Regions from separate parts of the Mus musculus genome. Here region 1 is linked to region 2. A link is a loop called in an ENCODE intact Hi-C map of the cell type or tissue named here. Cell type or tissue: left cerebral cortex. All regions are shown on one strand.

Region 1 (8,000 bases), 430 kb after region 2:
AGTATGTCTACATAAGGGTATGCATGTGTTCAAGTATCTGCAGAGGCCAGAGACATGGGATCCTCTACAGAGGCCAAAGGCACAGAATCCTCTGGAGATGAGGTAGCTGATGGTTGTAAGTCTCATGTTAGGGTGCTGGGGACCAAACTTAGATCCTTTGGAGGAACAGTGGGAGCTCTAACTGCTGAGCGGTCTCTCCGGCACACAGTGGCCTTTTCTAAAGCTCCTATTACTTGGAAATGAGCACTGAGGTATTCATGGTGCAACAGTGACACTTTCTTTGTGATGTTCTAGGAAATCAAAGAGGACGAAGCACACTAAATATTGACAAAAGTCTGATAATTTGTGAACTTACAAGATTAATAGGTCGAGGTTTTATTCAACAATCTGATAGTTCTGCATTTATATGGAAAGTCTGACAGTCACATTTTCAAATCCTCCAGTACTTGAAATATATAAAGTCAGCCAAGCTTTGTTGACTTGGAATTCACCAACTTAAATTCTCAGACCAAATGGGCAACCTAATTAATTTTATTAAATGGAAATAAATCTTTGCTTTCATTTTGCTTTTTTATATTCTTTAGAAAGGGAAATCAAAACCTCTTACTATTTTGAAATTATAATGCACACCTCCAGATATAAGTTGAACAGCTATTAAAATTCACACTTCAACTTCCTAGACTTACTTCACAGACTTATTAAATCCTAGATCATGGATTTACAGCAAGACAGAGACCAGAGAGGGGAAGCGGGAAACATCCATGGCAAATGACTAAAAACCGGAAGGAATAACTAGATCCTATTCCTGGAAAGACAGCCATCCATTCCTGGTTGTGAGAGGCTCTCCAACCATGGTGCTTGGAAGTATGAGCCCCAGGCCATGGTTTTCAGAAAGCACCACATTCTAAACAGGATAACTGGGCTGGAAAAGTTCTAATGGCCCAGCCTTCCATCTGGGAGGAAGAGTCTAAACGTGAATGACTAGAGATGGATGCTGATCGTCATAGGTTGCAATGAGACAGTGTCATAGGAAAGAGGTGTACCTTGCAACTGATGGATCCTTCAGAAGAACCACCACCTTGAGTGGTACTTGCTTCCCCAGCCTCCGAGCTTACGTCATGGCATTCGGGTCACCATCAAGCTCGTCCTGGTGGAGAAAGCAGATTGGCTTGTTCGGGATGCTTTCCGAGAACTGCTAGGGTCCAAGGGCTCATGATTTTTATGTCCTTTAAGAGACTAGTGTCCGTGGTAAGAACTAATATGGCCGACTGGGGCTTATCCTGTGACTGGCCTCCCACAAAGCACCGGTCACACGTTCTCTTATCTACACTGGGGAAGCGCTTAGCTTAGACCAACCGATCTGGGGCAACTCTGGAGGGTCACGAGGTTGTACATAGCTCAGCGAGGGCTGAGGGCACTGGGATGGAGAGAGGCTAAGAGACCAGTACAAGTTCAAGAGTGCCGCAGCCAGGGTAAGCTCAAGGAGATCGGAATCCACAGATAGGGCACCCATGATAAAGGGTTTTGCTCTATCACTGTGCTGCCTTCTGTTTCCATTAAGATAGACAGGCACCCCGAGGTGCGCCTGACCCTCTACAGATCCTTCATTGTCCTCTCTGTATGGCATTCTATTCTCTGAAGATCCCTTCAGTGGCAACTCAGGCAGAAATTAGCCCTTAGAATAATATTTCAGAGGTAGAAAGATAAACTTTCGTACTAGGGTTATCTAAGCTGTCTTCCTAGGTGGAGCCCTGGGTTTCTAAGGTTGGTGTGCAGATATACCCAAGTGCTAACCAGAAATGCAATCGTGCCTTGGGGACTTTGAGTTTCCTCTTTGCTTATGATAAGGAGAAAGGTACTGCCTGGTATGGTATGTTCCAGATGTGCGGAAAGCCAACTGCCTGGAAGCTGCCAGTCCACAATCCACAATCCACAAACCCACTGCCATCCCCAAGTGACGTGCCTCTGGGGAGAACCACCGGAACAGGAATCTGGGATTGAAATGAATCAAATTTTGAAATCTGGATTATTTGAGACAGACAAAGGATTGGCTGGATTGGCTCCAGAGCTGCCTTCTGCCTATGCCGAGCAACACGCTGACTAAAGGGCAGCAGTTCCCACCCCTCTACAGTCTGTGACAGCAGGGCTCGTCCAGAATATTCCAAAGTATATTTCCACCCAATCAAAGAGTTCAGATTGGACTTTCTCCTCACTTAGGCAACAGATGCCTACCTGATCATGCTCCTCAGCGTCACTGAGGCAGCTCCACTCCCCCACCCCACCCCCCACCCCGACCCCAACCCGATTGATAAATTACCCTCTGTTGCATTTGGGGAAATTATTTACATTAAATTTGAACACCTTTTAATATTTAAATCAAAGAGGGGCCAGAAAGATGGCTTTCTGGTTAAGAGCACTGGTTACTCTTCCAGAAGACCTGGGCTCAACTTTCAATGACTACAAGGTGGCTTATAATCATTGGTAGCTTGGGTTTCAGTGAATTTGATGCTCTCTTCTGGCTTCTGCAGTCATCGGGCATGCATGAACATGGAATGCATGCCCACAGGCAGGAGAGACACCCACACACATAAAGCTAGAAAAATGATAGGAATGGATCCAGACTTACCACTCTGTGCAAAACTGGACCTCAACATAATGCCAGATACGTCACACCTGGCAGAAGAGAAAGTGAAGAGTAGCCTTGGACCGATTGGCCCAGGAAAAGATTTCTCTGAACAGAAACAGAATTAGCACAGGTGATAATACCAACAATTAATAAATGGGACCTCGTGAAACTGAAAAGCTTATGTATGGCAAAGGCCATTGTCATTCGGGTGAAGCAGCAGCCTACAGAATAGGAAAAGATTTCTACCAACTTCATGTCTGATGGAGGGCTAATATCCAAAGATACAGAAAGAACTCAAAAAAAAAAAAAAGCAAAAAACCCTAGATATCAAGAAACAAATAACCTAATTAAAAATACAGTATAGATCTAGACAGCAAATTCTCAAAAGAGGAAACTCAAATATCTGAGAAATACTTAAAAACATACTCAGCATCCTTCATCAGCTGGGAAATGCAAATCAAAATTACTTTGAGATTTCATCTTACCCTTTCTCTTCCTTGTTTATTACACACATGCACACACTCTCTCACACACATATAAACACATGAAAACACACACATGAAAAACCATTTATAGTATATATTACATCACTGCACTCAGGGTGAACTGTCCTCAATTGATAATTGAATTTACTAAAAAGTTGCTCTCTTTTGAAAAATACGAAGAGGCTGTGTCTCTGTTCCTGTATGCTCTGCAGGTTGAGGCAGCCGTAGGATGTTTCTGAATGAGGCTGCCTAATGAAGATTCCCAAACTATAAGTAGGCAAACCCAGAAATACGTCAGCTGCCACCAAAATACCTTCCCAGCCCTACGGAATGTTGACGAGAGTCTAGGAAAGTCAGGCAGGGCCTTGTGAGAAGATATAGGCAGATGGAGTATGGGCAGAGGAAAGAGAGCATTGGATTTATAAATATTTACAGAGCAATCATTAGGCTTAGTGAGAACATGCAGTTTCTCCCTGAACCCACTGCTGGGAAACAATCATACAAAGCATAAAATTACTCAGAGGAGGGAGAGCAGAGTTAATGGGGATTTTTCAGAACCAGTCAGGGCTCTTCCTTCACCCTCTGAGGAAGTGCACAGTCACTAAGCTCAGTAGAACTGAGCTCAAGTGGGGCAGAGGAAGCCAGTTCAGCCACAGGCCTCCAGGATCTCAGGGCAAGATGCCCTCTGTGAATGCTTCTGCCAGTGTCCTCTCTGAAGTGAGGTGCCTCAAGTCACCCCGGCTCCTCTCGTCTGAGTATCATGTAGTGACAGCTCAAGACATGTCCCAAATGTCTCCTTTCAAAAAGGCTCTTTTCAAGCCATGAGAATTTAGCCTTATGCTTCTGAGGAAGGCTCGCATTAGGCAACATTTGTTTCATTCCTGTTTGTTTCGAGCCAGGCTTACACAGCCTCGGTGGCCTGTGGTGGGGCTTGCCAGCATTGGCTCCCAGGAGCCTCAGCATGCCAAGAGCAATCTACAAGTGGCAATGAGATGGGAGGGGCTAGAGATCACAATAACCAGAGAGCTTTGTCCTCTTCAAAGCGACCATCCGAAGGTCCAGAGGCTGAAATGGTCCTTGGGCACAATCTGTTCGGTTTCCTTGTAAAAACTTCCTGATATTGTGATTATATTTACACTCTCTCAGCAAATTGTGCAAGACTTCTGTACACAGTGACAAATGGGCTCAATTCTTGTCATTTCAAAAATTAATTGATTTAAAGTTATATGCAAATTTAAATCCATTTTTTCTTAGTCAGTGTTCTTTTTTTTTCCCTAAAGTAACTATGTAATTCAAAATGTTTTTCCCCCCAGAAGCCCACTGTAGACATCCCAAAATCTTGTCTCATCCCAGCAGGGTAGAAATAACATCATTTTCTACATTTACCTTATTGAGACATATATGGGTATCAATTCCACCTTGCCTCCAGATTTTCCCTAAGTGTTTTGTGGACACTTCACTTCTCTTCAGAAAGCTGTGAAGAGAAGGGATTGGTGATGACCATGTGATGTGTGCGCACACATGTGTGCTCTCTATGTCTTTGATATGTGTATGGGCATGTAGGGATCCTCCGATTCCTGCAGCCGGAGTCACAGGAAGTTGTTGTGAGCCACCTAGTGCGGATGCTGAGAACCCAAGCAGATCATGTGTTAGAGCAGTAAGTGCTCTTAATTCTTGCGCCACCACTTCTGCCATAATAGCCACTCTTTTGTGCATGAATCAGGGGTTACATTTAGAATATACCCAAATCAGTCACATGATAATTAACTACAAAAGTGTTTAGAAGAAGAAAAGGAAGAGGAGGAAGAGGAGGAGGAGACGATGAAGACAAAGAATCAGAAGAAAAGGAGGAGGAGGAGGAGGAGAAGATCAAGATTGACAACACACTGGTATTTGAGGTATGTGTGGAAAATGTCACTGGCTTTTCCCCCCACAGAAACCTGTCCATCCCCAGACACAGGACTGGGAGCACGTAACTAGACTCACCTCACTTCTCCATCCAAACGTCAAGATGCCTGAAGTTTCCCAGGTTAGGGGATCGTTCCTTTTTTTTTCACGGTAGTGCCTGTTGCCCATCAGTGGCCTCTTCCAAACATGGATGCTGCTGTGTCAGGGTTATCATTTCAACAAATTAGTAGAGTTGAAATTATCAAGATAGGGGGAAAGTGAGGTCGAGCTGATCCATATTTCAGAAAGGAGCTAGAGAAGGCTTAAGCAAAGACTAGGGCCTGCAGGCTTAGCAGAGACTTGAAAAACAAATATAGGAAAAAGTATATTGGCTTAAAAGGACCCCCGGAAGGCCAAGGAGACAGACTGACAAGAAGCACCCTATTTGTGACTTTTTTTTTTTCTGAGACAGGGTTTCTGTGTGTAGCCCTGGCTGTCCTGGAACTCACTCTGTAGACCAGGCTGGCCTCGAACTCAGAAATCCACCTGCCTCTGCCTCCCAAGTGCTGGGATTAAAGGCGTGTGCCACCACTGCCCGGCTTATTCATGACTTTTAACACCAGCCGGCTAAGTTCACATGTCAATTGCAACCGACAAGGCCCTGAGTGCTTTGTCATTGAGGTGGTTTGAATAAGAAACACCCCCGACAGGCTCTTGTGCTCGAACACTCCATCTCCAGCTGGTGGGACTTTCTGGAGAGGTTATGGGAGCTTGTAGGAGGTAGAGTCTTTCTGGAGGAAGTATATTATCAGTAGGGGTGGGCTTTGAGACTCTCTAGCCTCACCTCACTTCTGGCTCTTTCACTCTGCTGCTTCCTGTGTGGAATGAAATGTGATCACCCGGCTTCTTGTTCCTGCCACAGCACATAATCTGACTGTTGCATGCCTCCCACCACCAAGATGGACACTCTCTTTGACCTTAAGCCAAAATAAACTCCTTCCCTAAAATGCTCGGTCTTCAAGGTATTTGAACACAACAAGGGACTAACACAGTTGTGGGCCTCATTGGTTTAGAGCAGAAGTTCTCAACCTTCCTAATGCTGTGACACTTTATTACCGTTCCTCATATTGTGGTGACCCCACCCCTAATCATAAAACTATTTTTTGCAACTTTATAACTAATTTTGATACTGTTATTAATCGCATTGTAAATATCTGCTATACAAGATATCTGATATATGACCTCCCCTGACAAAGGGATTGCAACCCACAGGTTGAGAACCACTGGATTAGAAGGTAGGAAAGGGCTAGCTTCATCCACATACATCCACAGACTTAACTGTAGTTTTTTTCCACCTCTTTGATTTTTTTTAATCATTTAATAGGCCTCCACCCCCACCCCCACTCTCAGTCAGGGCCAGTCATAGACTTAAAATGACTGCACCCTTCTCTGCTGCCCAGATTCAGAGAGGAGAAAGGGAGACAGGTTCTTTTTCTCACCTTCCCAGCGTAGCTGACTACCTGGCCTCCATGCGAGTCTCTTGTCCTATCAATTTAGGGCAGCTGTCTGACTAGAAGAGCAACCTCTCCTCTTCCTTGTTGCAAATATTTTCAAAAGGAAATAAAAGGTGTGATTTTTCCAGAATCAATCCAGTGACTGACACGACAGTAAATAAGAGGCTTTTTCACAGAAAAGAATCAGCCACCAGAAAGAGGCAGTTCTCCCCGGCTTCTACTCCCCACCCCTTGATGCCCAAGTTCAGTAGGGATTTGATTCGGCCAAAGATAGGTTTCCAGATTCTGACCTGTATCTTCAGCACCACGGTTGGGACATGATCTCCTTAGGGAAAAGCATGAAAGTAAGGAGCATCAGAAAGAACATACACCACGTGGGAAATCAGAGCCAGGATGCTTTATCACAGCCCTGGCCAGTTTCGCTCCTAATCTAAGATTGATTGTAGTAGAGCTGTGTGGACCATGGGCCTCTCATCACAGACAAGGTACACCAAGACCTGGAGCCAGGAAGGAACTGCCCTCCAGCAAGATATGAACGGTTCTTCCTTCTCCATTACAGAAGGACTTTCTCTTCTTCCCAAGACCTCAAGTGGAGATATACAAGGTGATTGCAGGAGAATGAGCCCCACTCAGCCTTCCCCTCTTGGTCCTCTCACTGGTAGTCTCCTAGTACGAGCCTAAAGCCATGTCTTCAGCTGCTGGGTTTAAAGGGACCCTTCCAGTCTCAGGTCTTCATTCCTGACATATGGCTCCGTTATTAATTCCCTTGCATTGACTAAGATGTGTGTGTGTGTGTGTGTGTGTTCACTTGCATTGGCTAAGATGCTGTGTGTGTGTGTGTTCACTTTCACTTGCATTGGCTAAGATTCTCTGTGCATGTGTGCTTTCGTGTGTGTAATCTGTTCATGTGGATGAATGCACATGTGCACACAGGTTCATGTGCATGCGTGTGCATCTATGTGGAGGCCAGATGTTAACGTCAGAGATCTTTTTTGGTTCCCCTGCACCTCTGAGTTTTTGATACAGTGTCCCTCACCAATGGACTCCAGAGCCAGTCATATCTCCACATGCCCAGAGCTGGCATTATGGACACTTTCTGCTGTACTAAATTCCCAGCTTTTCCACTACTCTTCTTCTCAACAGAAAAAGGTGGGATGATAGAAAGGAGGCTCAAGTGGCAAAGTGTCCATCTGGAAATCGCAAGGCCTTGAATCTCATATCTTTGGAATCCAACACACGCCACGCACACTGAGCCGATTCCCCCTCAAACCTGTTTTCAAACCCATTTGTTCCTCCTTGAAGTTCGCATTAATTCTTGAGGAATGTGAAAGGAAAGGACCATGGAAGCCCTCTACGCCCTGCTAGCCCTCACCCTTGGGGACAAGGTATAGCCAGAGAAAGCCCAGCATAGAGCTCTCTAAAAACTCTGTTGTCCAATTTGATAGTCATCTCTCCATAAAGATGAAGTAAAATTTATTAGCTCTTTGG
Region 2 (8,000 bases):
GTGCAGACATGAAGGTCTGAGTTCAGATTCTAGCAATCGCATAAAAGCCAGAAAAAGGCCTCATCTGTCTGTCACACACACAGGGTGGCCATGAAGACAGGAATTCCTGGGGTTTGCTAGAGACTGTGTGTCCCATCCATGCCCTCCCCACAAACAGCAATAACAAACCACCCTAAAGTTGATTATAAAGACTGTCAGGTCACGTGACCTCAGTTTCCCTTACTGTTCTCGCTATTAACAGTCTTTTGTGGCTAAGAGAGCAAGAAATGGATGCTGAGAGATGATACCTAGACTCCATCATCAGATCTTGTCTGTCCTTTATGTCCCCAGCTGCGAAATAATAAGCCGTAGTGCCTATATTCCTACATCACCAGAGGAGGGACCGTTAGGAGGACTTACTTTAGCCAATTACATCCAGTTACAGCAAATTACAACTTAGATATAGTTAACTGACTGCTTTTTGGCCAGAAGCTAAGGGTGTTAAGCCGCTGCCTACAGGAAGTGCTGGAACATGTGTCAATATTTTCTTTTTCATCGAGCTCCACATCGTGGTTCATTCCAATGACCAGGTTTTGCAGACAACACAGGGACCCTCTGCACTTCACAAATCTTCAGGGAAAGCGCTTCCCAACTCAAGTCAGAACTCTGCCTTCCCTCCCGCATCTTCTTTTTCTCTCTTCTGCTTTCCTTACTCCTTCACTCAGGAGTTATTCTAGCTCACGAGACAGGAAACACAGAGAGAAGAGTCATTTGGGAATAAACAATTTTTTCTCCCCAAGGGACTGTAGTGCTAAAACAACATTAAAATTCCCAGCTGAATCTTGTGCTATGGAAGGAAGGCTTTTGCTTTTTGGACAGGCCACCTCTGGGACAATGGGATACTCCATAAGGGTGCTGTGGAGACAAGGGGAGAGGAGGGCTATCCGAATCAGAGCTTGCGGTTCCCTGAGACTGGCCTGCCTGAAGTCTCTTGGTGGGGAACGTAGACTCTGTATTTAAGGATCGCAGTTACCCAGTCTTAATGATTCCCCTTGTCCAAACTAATTGACAGGGATTGCATTATTATCCTGGGGACCAGAAAGGTTACCATCTCTCTGATGCTACTTAGCTTTCTGGAGAGGGCACGCCCTGAAATACGGGGTGCCATGAGGTTCATTCTGGATCTATTTGAGGGACATCGTCTAACTGTGACCCAATTTTATCTTATTTATTTTAAGTCTGGTCTGTTTTAAGTAGTTTGGATATCACCCTTGTTTCTTGATGGCTAATCTCATTTTTCTAGAATTACTTATTTATTAAAAGAATCATTTATTTTATGAATATGAGTACACTGTAGCTGTCTTCAGGCACATCAGAAGAGGACATTGGATTCCATTACAGATGGTTGCTATGAACTCAGGGCCTCTGGAAGAATAGTCAATGCTTTTAACTGCTGAGCCAGCTCTCCAGCTCCTAGAATTTTTATTTTTAAACCCAGAAGGCAAAAAGATGCCTGGCACTGAGATTATTTAGCCTAATGTTTATTTATTTTAAGTTTCATTGCATATATTCAATGTATACAGCACTGGGTTATACAGCAATATCTTCATACAGTGTGTATTATAATTGAACATACCCTCCCTGCCACTCCCCAACCTGCCAACCTTCTTTTTCTGAGATTTCCCCCCCCACCCCCCCCAATTTGGTGACTCTTTGGGTAGGTTGAATTTCTCAATTATGCTTCTAATCTAATCTGGTCCTACTAATTAAGGTATTTTTTTACTGAAGGAAGCTGACACTGTCCCCAACTCCGCCACACACTTTCTCATGCTATTTTTGTTTTGAAGATTTTTGTTCTACACGTGTAGTGTGGATGTGCTCACTTATAATCTCCTGATTATGGCTAAGGCTTCAGACAGAGCTGAGCTCACTTCTCAAGTTATGAGCGCGGCAGTCACCTAATAGTCTGTAATTACAGACATTTAGGCTTTAAAAATCCCGTGTTTTCCCATTTCCATTTGCAGGAGACAGATTTAAAGAGATTTACATGCAGAGACCAAAAAAAAAAAAAAATCCATTGTATTGTAAAGTCAAATGCTGCGGATAGCTTTCTTGTTTTTCTCTGAGCTCCCTTCAGTCAATCCCCCTCCTTAAAGAGATCCAAGGTGGCTCTCAACCTGTGGGTCGCGACCCCTTTGGGGATTCCCAGGGGGTGGCCTAAGTTAGTCTGCATATCAGATATTTACATTACAATTCATAACAGTAGCAAAATTACAGTTATGAAGTATCAATGAAAATAATTTTATGGTTGGCGGTGACCCAACCATGCTCTGGTGGTTCCTAACTTCTATGGGGGAGAGGGTAAGCCTTGAGTTTTGAGTAGTTAGTAGAGGTCTTCAGCATTAATAACTTTGAAAAGGTTCCACAGGGAAGCAGGACAAGAGAAGATGCAGCAGGAAAGATAGGCTTAGTGCATCAGGTGGGGGATCCGGCACAGACTGAGATCTATTCAGAAATTTGTTTCAAAAGTGCAGAGATATTGGGGCACATGTGAATGTCTTTGTGTGTATATGTCTCATACAACATAGATCACATTTCTATACCCAGAATATCGAGCATAGGAGGAGGATCAGTTTTGGTGAGAAAATATAAATGACCCATCATTTTGGGACAGACATCTAATAAATGACATTGATTTATTCTGGGTGAAAAAGGTAAGTTTCCAAGTGGAGCTAAAAATTTAATGGTTTGAAAATCTAATGGTCACCATTTGCATATATTTAATAAATATAAATAAATACACAATCTAATCAAATTAAACTTCACTGTTCTTTCTTTGTTATGATTACAAATCTATAGTCTTTATGCTTCTAACACAAAACCGGTTTTAACTGAACAAATCTAAAAAAAATATGTCTTTACTGAAGAATTTATCTTCCTGCTTCAGGGCCTGAGTTTTCTGGTTGCCCCCTTTAGCTCTTAATTAAGTTAAAATCAAGGGGGATAGCTACTTCAATGAAATAATTAAGACATAAAGATGAGAAGCTTCACTCCCTTCTGTGTATGTTGATCTGCAAATCCTCGGTACCGTAAATGGTTTTTGGATTTGAAAAGCAGCTCAAAGCCCAGTTACAAATGGAAGGAATGACTCAACCAGATAGAATTTCCTTAATTCTGAATGCCTTGATTTTTTGCTGATGGGGGGAAAATCTTTCCCAAGGGCAGGCAGATGAATCTTTGAGCAAACCTCCACAGGAGGGCGCCATAGTGCGACTCTGCTGCAAGCTGCAGCTGCTGAGGCCCTTCCGGCCTTTATCCCTGTTTTGATGAAGTGTCTCAGATAGAGTGTGTATTCCCTGAACTGGAAAATTCTATGTTGTCAAAACTCAGGATGATAGGTTTCATGTGAGTTTGCTTTTGTCTATCGGTTTAAAACGACTGGAAGTAATTTAATCTTTCTTTGGGAGGCATGTGGTCTTTGTACATTTTATCTTAAAACACAGTAAAATGGGTGAGCTGCATGCTTTAAATGAAGCAAAAGCTAAACAGGTCAAAGCTACAGCATGCTTTAAAATGGCTGGTATATGTTAGAACAAGCTAATTAATCAAACCTGGAGACATCACAAAAGTGCACTTATTACTTATAATTAGGATGTGTTTATACGTTGTTTGCATAGATCACATTATTTTCAAATGATATATATTACTTATAATGGCATGTTTAGCTAACTAGGTGGTAGATAGGTAAATCAATCTTAGCAAATATAGGAACAGAATCAAAATATAAATTGTTGAATGGCTCTCTCTAAGACATAAAGATTCTGGAAACATACACTACAATGTTTGTGGTAGATATTTGGCCCAAATTACAGACTTAAAAAATGAGCCTTTTTATAACTCACATTTTGGTAGTATATTCTCAAACCATCCTCTAAGAGATAAGAAATGTTAATATTTTACTAGATTTAAATCAATATAAAAGTAATTATGATCTTGGCAGTTGCCATGTGTCTTTGTGAGCCTGGCCTTATTCTGAAGACAAACAGAGCCTTGTAAGCTCAAGACAGCCACACTGAATGGACAGCTTCATTAAATCTGAGAAGGACCAGGCCTGGTGGATATCGATATAGATTATATGGTTCCAATAACTGTTTATATAACATACACATTTCCAGTAAGAAAACTATTCATCTCATTATGGATTTTGCTCAAAGAAATGTCATGTGGACTAATCCTAACAATGGAGAGGAAGCGGAGGAGGGGCCTTGGGTATTTTGAGAACCTCTGTGGTAGGATGTAACTGCCTTACAGTCAAATGTTGGTAGCTTTGATAGTCTAGGAATTTGTAGTTGAAACAAAATAACATAAGTGCAGTATAAATGGGACAGCTTTCGGGGTCTGCATTCCTTATTAGAAACTGATGCTGTCAAGATTTCATACAAGCGAGCCTGCAGAAATATCTCAGTGGGGAAAAGCCCTTGCCATGCACAACCCTGAATTCAACCCCAGAACATGCGTTGGATGGAATTGACTCCTGAAAGTTGTCCTCTGACCTAAACACACACACACACACACACACACACACACACACACACACACACACACACACTCACAAGCACATGAACACACATACAAAAAACACTCACATTTACACAGGAGATATACACACACATACAATATACACAGAGAGAGACACATAAAGATACATTCATACACACAAAGTGTACATACACACAGGAAAACACATACAAAAATACATTCATATACACAAAGTGTACACACACATATACACACATACAAAAGTACATTCACACACAAAGTATATACACACACTATACTATACACAAACTCAAACACATACAGACATGCCCCACACACATAAACACACATATATTTTATACACAGAGATATCATACATATAATAAATAATTTTTTAAAAAATTAAAAATATCATACTCATGAAAACACTTGCTTAGGTAGAGAGGCTGGTGGACTTTCCAATGGTTCACACCTGGTTGGTAACATTAAATTTGCTGGTAATTAAAATGCTACTTCACTGTTTTCCCAGGGAATTGAGCCACAGTGACTAAATTTAATATCTTTTCTTTTTAGCTCCTACTGATAGACCTTTATGTCAATAAATAATTCAGAAGGTAGATTTAAAAATACAAGACAACTTAGGTAAGTGCTTACACATCATATTATTTAAAACACTGTTCTGTAAATTTGGCAACTTTTATGTAGTCAGATACTTTAATAATTTAACCACACTTAGCCAGTTTTCTTTGGATTTTTTATTGTAGGTTTATTCTAGTTTATATTCTATAATATTTTATTATTGTGCAATGCTGGGGGTTGGGAAGTGTTCTATCACTGACTGATGCCTCCTCCCCTTTACCCAGAATCCAGTTCATCAGAAACTTCATGAGACAAGTTCTTTCTTTAAAATCTTAAGAGAGTCATTGTTATGAAATGTCTTGACATCAGGAAGTCAAACTAACTCAACTTCTGAGTCAGCTTCCACTAGATTTCATATCATTGTGTGATATCAAAATATTTCCTGCACACAAAAATGTCTTATTGATGACATTTTATTTTGTTTTGCCATTTCCCTCCCTTTATCCCTTTTTCTTTTCTTTTCAAAACTTTTATCATTATTATTCGTATGTGTGTGTGTGTTTGTGTGTGTGCTTGGCGTACCACTAAGCCTAAGGGCTACACTAATCTACAACTAAAAGCATACATACTTAGAAGGCAGCTTGACAGCATGTGCATTTGACACACATGCTGAAATAGCATCCCCTCCTCTCTGGGCCTTTGACCTTCCAAACCATAAGTTTAGATCATGTTTACATGACAAGGTATGAAATTCCTTCTTGTCAAGCAGGCTTCGAGTCCAAACCCTCAGTGGCTGGTTACCTGCTAACCTCCACACCACTATTGCACAAGTGGACATATCTTGCTTGGCAGGTCAGGATTGTAGCATCAGAGTTGGCTGCCAGCAATGCCATCAGTAACTTTCCTCTTCTGTATTTTCCTTTTTTTTTTTTTAAATGGCATATATTCATTATCCTTAGTAAAGTATTTCATAAGGACATTTAATGCAAGCACACAATGTATTTTGACCATATCCCTGGTCCTTTTCATCCCCTTAGACAGTGACACATCTCCTCTTACGTCATGTACACATATATGATTTATGTATCAATGTAAAATCTAGGACCCATAATGGGAAGACATATTTGTCTTACTGATTCTGGCTTAACTCCCGTAATACCATGATACTAAGTCCATCCCCAGCTCATCCATCTTTGTGCAAACGATGTAATTCCGCTTTCCTTTTGGGTGAATGAAATTCCATCGTGTATACACAGCTTGGTTTATCTCCCCTACTGCTGAGCAACTGGGTTGGTTCCATACCTTAGCAACTGTGATCAGAGGTGGACTGAACAGCCCTGTGCAGGTACTTGTGACATGTGGAAACACAGTCCTCTGGATTTCCTTCATCTTTTGTGACGCCCCCCAAAGTAAAGGAGTTGGTTTTTTTCCCAAGTGGGGAAAATCAAAATAAAATCAAATTGTAGTGCAACCAAAGCACTTCATTTCTTAAGCGCCATCGCTGGAAGAATACAATCAGAAGTTTGAGGGGACAATTATTGCTTTGCTTGCAACATGGCTCCTTCTTCAGGGGAAGGGAATGGCATCGCCATGCCTTTGTAACTAGGACTCCTCAGTCCACCCCCTCAATGACTGACATCAACTTCCCCATGTACCCAAGACGCTGAACTTGGGACTTAAAAAAATCTCATATTGCATTTTGGTCAATGTTTTTAATTTGCTTCTTTTCTTTCTTGGTAACTATCTTGTCAAAATCATATCTAATGTTCTGAACAACCAACAAGGTGGACAAGCGGCAGGCTAGTGCTATCCTCCCTGCTGTGCCTCAGAGTTCAAGTCATTTGTACCATTTATTTTTATTAGTTGGAAAAGGTGACATTGGTTGCTTTTTGTCTGGCATTTACAAGTCAAGGGCTAGGTGTGAAATGTGCTTATTTTATTGTGGCAATGTCTTAGTTACTTTCTGGTTGTTCTGATTTAAAAAAAAACTGAGAGAAGCAACTTTTCCATGGAAGAGAGTGCTCTGCTGCGATTGGTTTACTTCACTTAGCACAATGTCTTTAAGGTTCATCTACTGTGTAGAGTGTCAGGGCTTCCAGAAAAAGCTTGACACATAAGAATGCTGTTTCACAGAAGTGTTATTCTTCTGTACCTTAGCAGAGGACAAACATGGAGATATGTCCTAGTTTTTTTCTATCTATCTGTCTGTCTGCCTATATATCCATCATCCATCTATCTATCCATCTATCTCTATCTAATCTGTCATCTATTAATCATAGATCTATCTATCCATCTATTTATCATTTATCTATCTATCCATCTATCCATCTATCATCTATCTATCTATCTATCTATCTATCTATCTATCTATCTATCTACCTATCATCTATCTATCTATCTATCTATCCATCATCTATCTATCATCTATACATCATGTATCATAAAGCCATTTCTTTATCTATCATCTATCTATCTATCTATCTATCTATCTATCTATCTATCTATCTATCTAGATACTTATATATCTATCATAGTCTATTTATCATTTGTCCTCCATATACCATCTATCATTGTTCTACCCACACATCTGTTATCTACCTATCTACCTATTTGTCAACTATCTACCAACTGTTGTGTATCTACTGTTGATCTAATGTCTACCAATGTGTGTATCATCAATCTCATAGAGTAGTCTCTATGGACTCTCATCTTAACATTTTCTAGTTTATACCAATGACATCAACACTCCATGGTTTATTCTCTTTGTCCACATTTAGGACTCCTTTCTCTTTATAGACAAAGCCCCTCACTATTCTTTATGTGTTTATTTATTTCCCCACTTTTGCCCATATGGAACTGCACTTCAAAGCTGTGGTCAGTCAAAAGCCTGCCTTAAGATACAC

The links. Hi-C counts contacts between places; a loop is a spot of excess contacts. Peaks named below come from ENCODE experiments on the same cell type or tissue, not always from the same donor. Only the 100,000 strongest peaks of a DNase experiment are listed, where the experiment ranks them.
Region 1: it touches region 2 in a loop (2.7-fold over the local background); 14 of 42 quality-filtered maps call a loop at or near these places.

The regions. Positions count from the first base shown.
Region 1 is chr10:68,889,578-68,897,577 of GRCm38, forward strand. No RefSeq gene overlaps it. Among named protein-coding and RNA genes, the nearest start is that of Gm32931, 71 kb to the left of the region's middle. In left cerebral cortex, no CTCF peak of the experiment used is centred here; a DNase peak (open chromatin) is centred at 3,991.
Region 2 is chr10:68,461,889-68,469,888 of GRCm38, forward strand. The region is part of intron 5 of Cabcoco1 (ciliary associated calcium binding coiled-coil 1); the gene reads right to left. Among named protein-coding and RNA genes, the nearest start is that of Gm32872, 63 kb to the right of the region's middle. In left cerebral cortex, a CTCF peak has its summit at 3,232 (motif pointing right); a DNase peak (open chromatin) is centred at 3,236.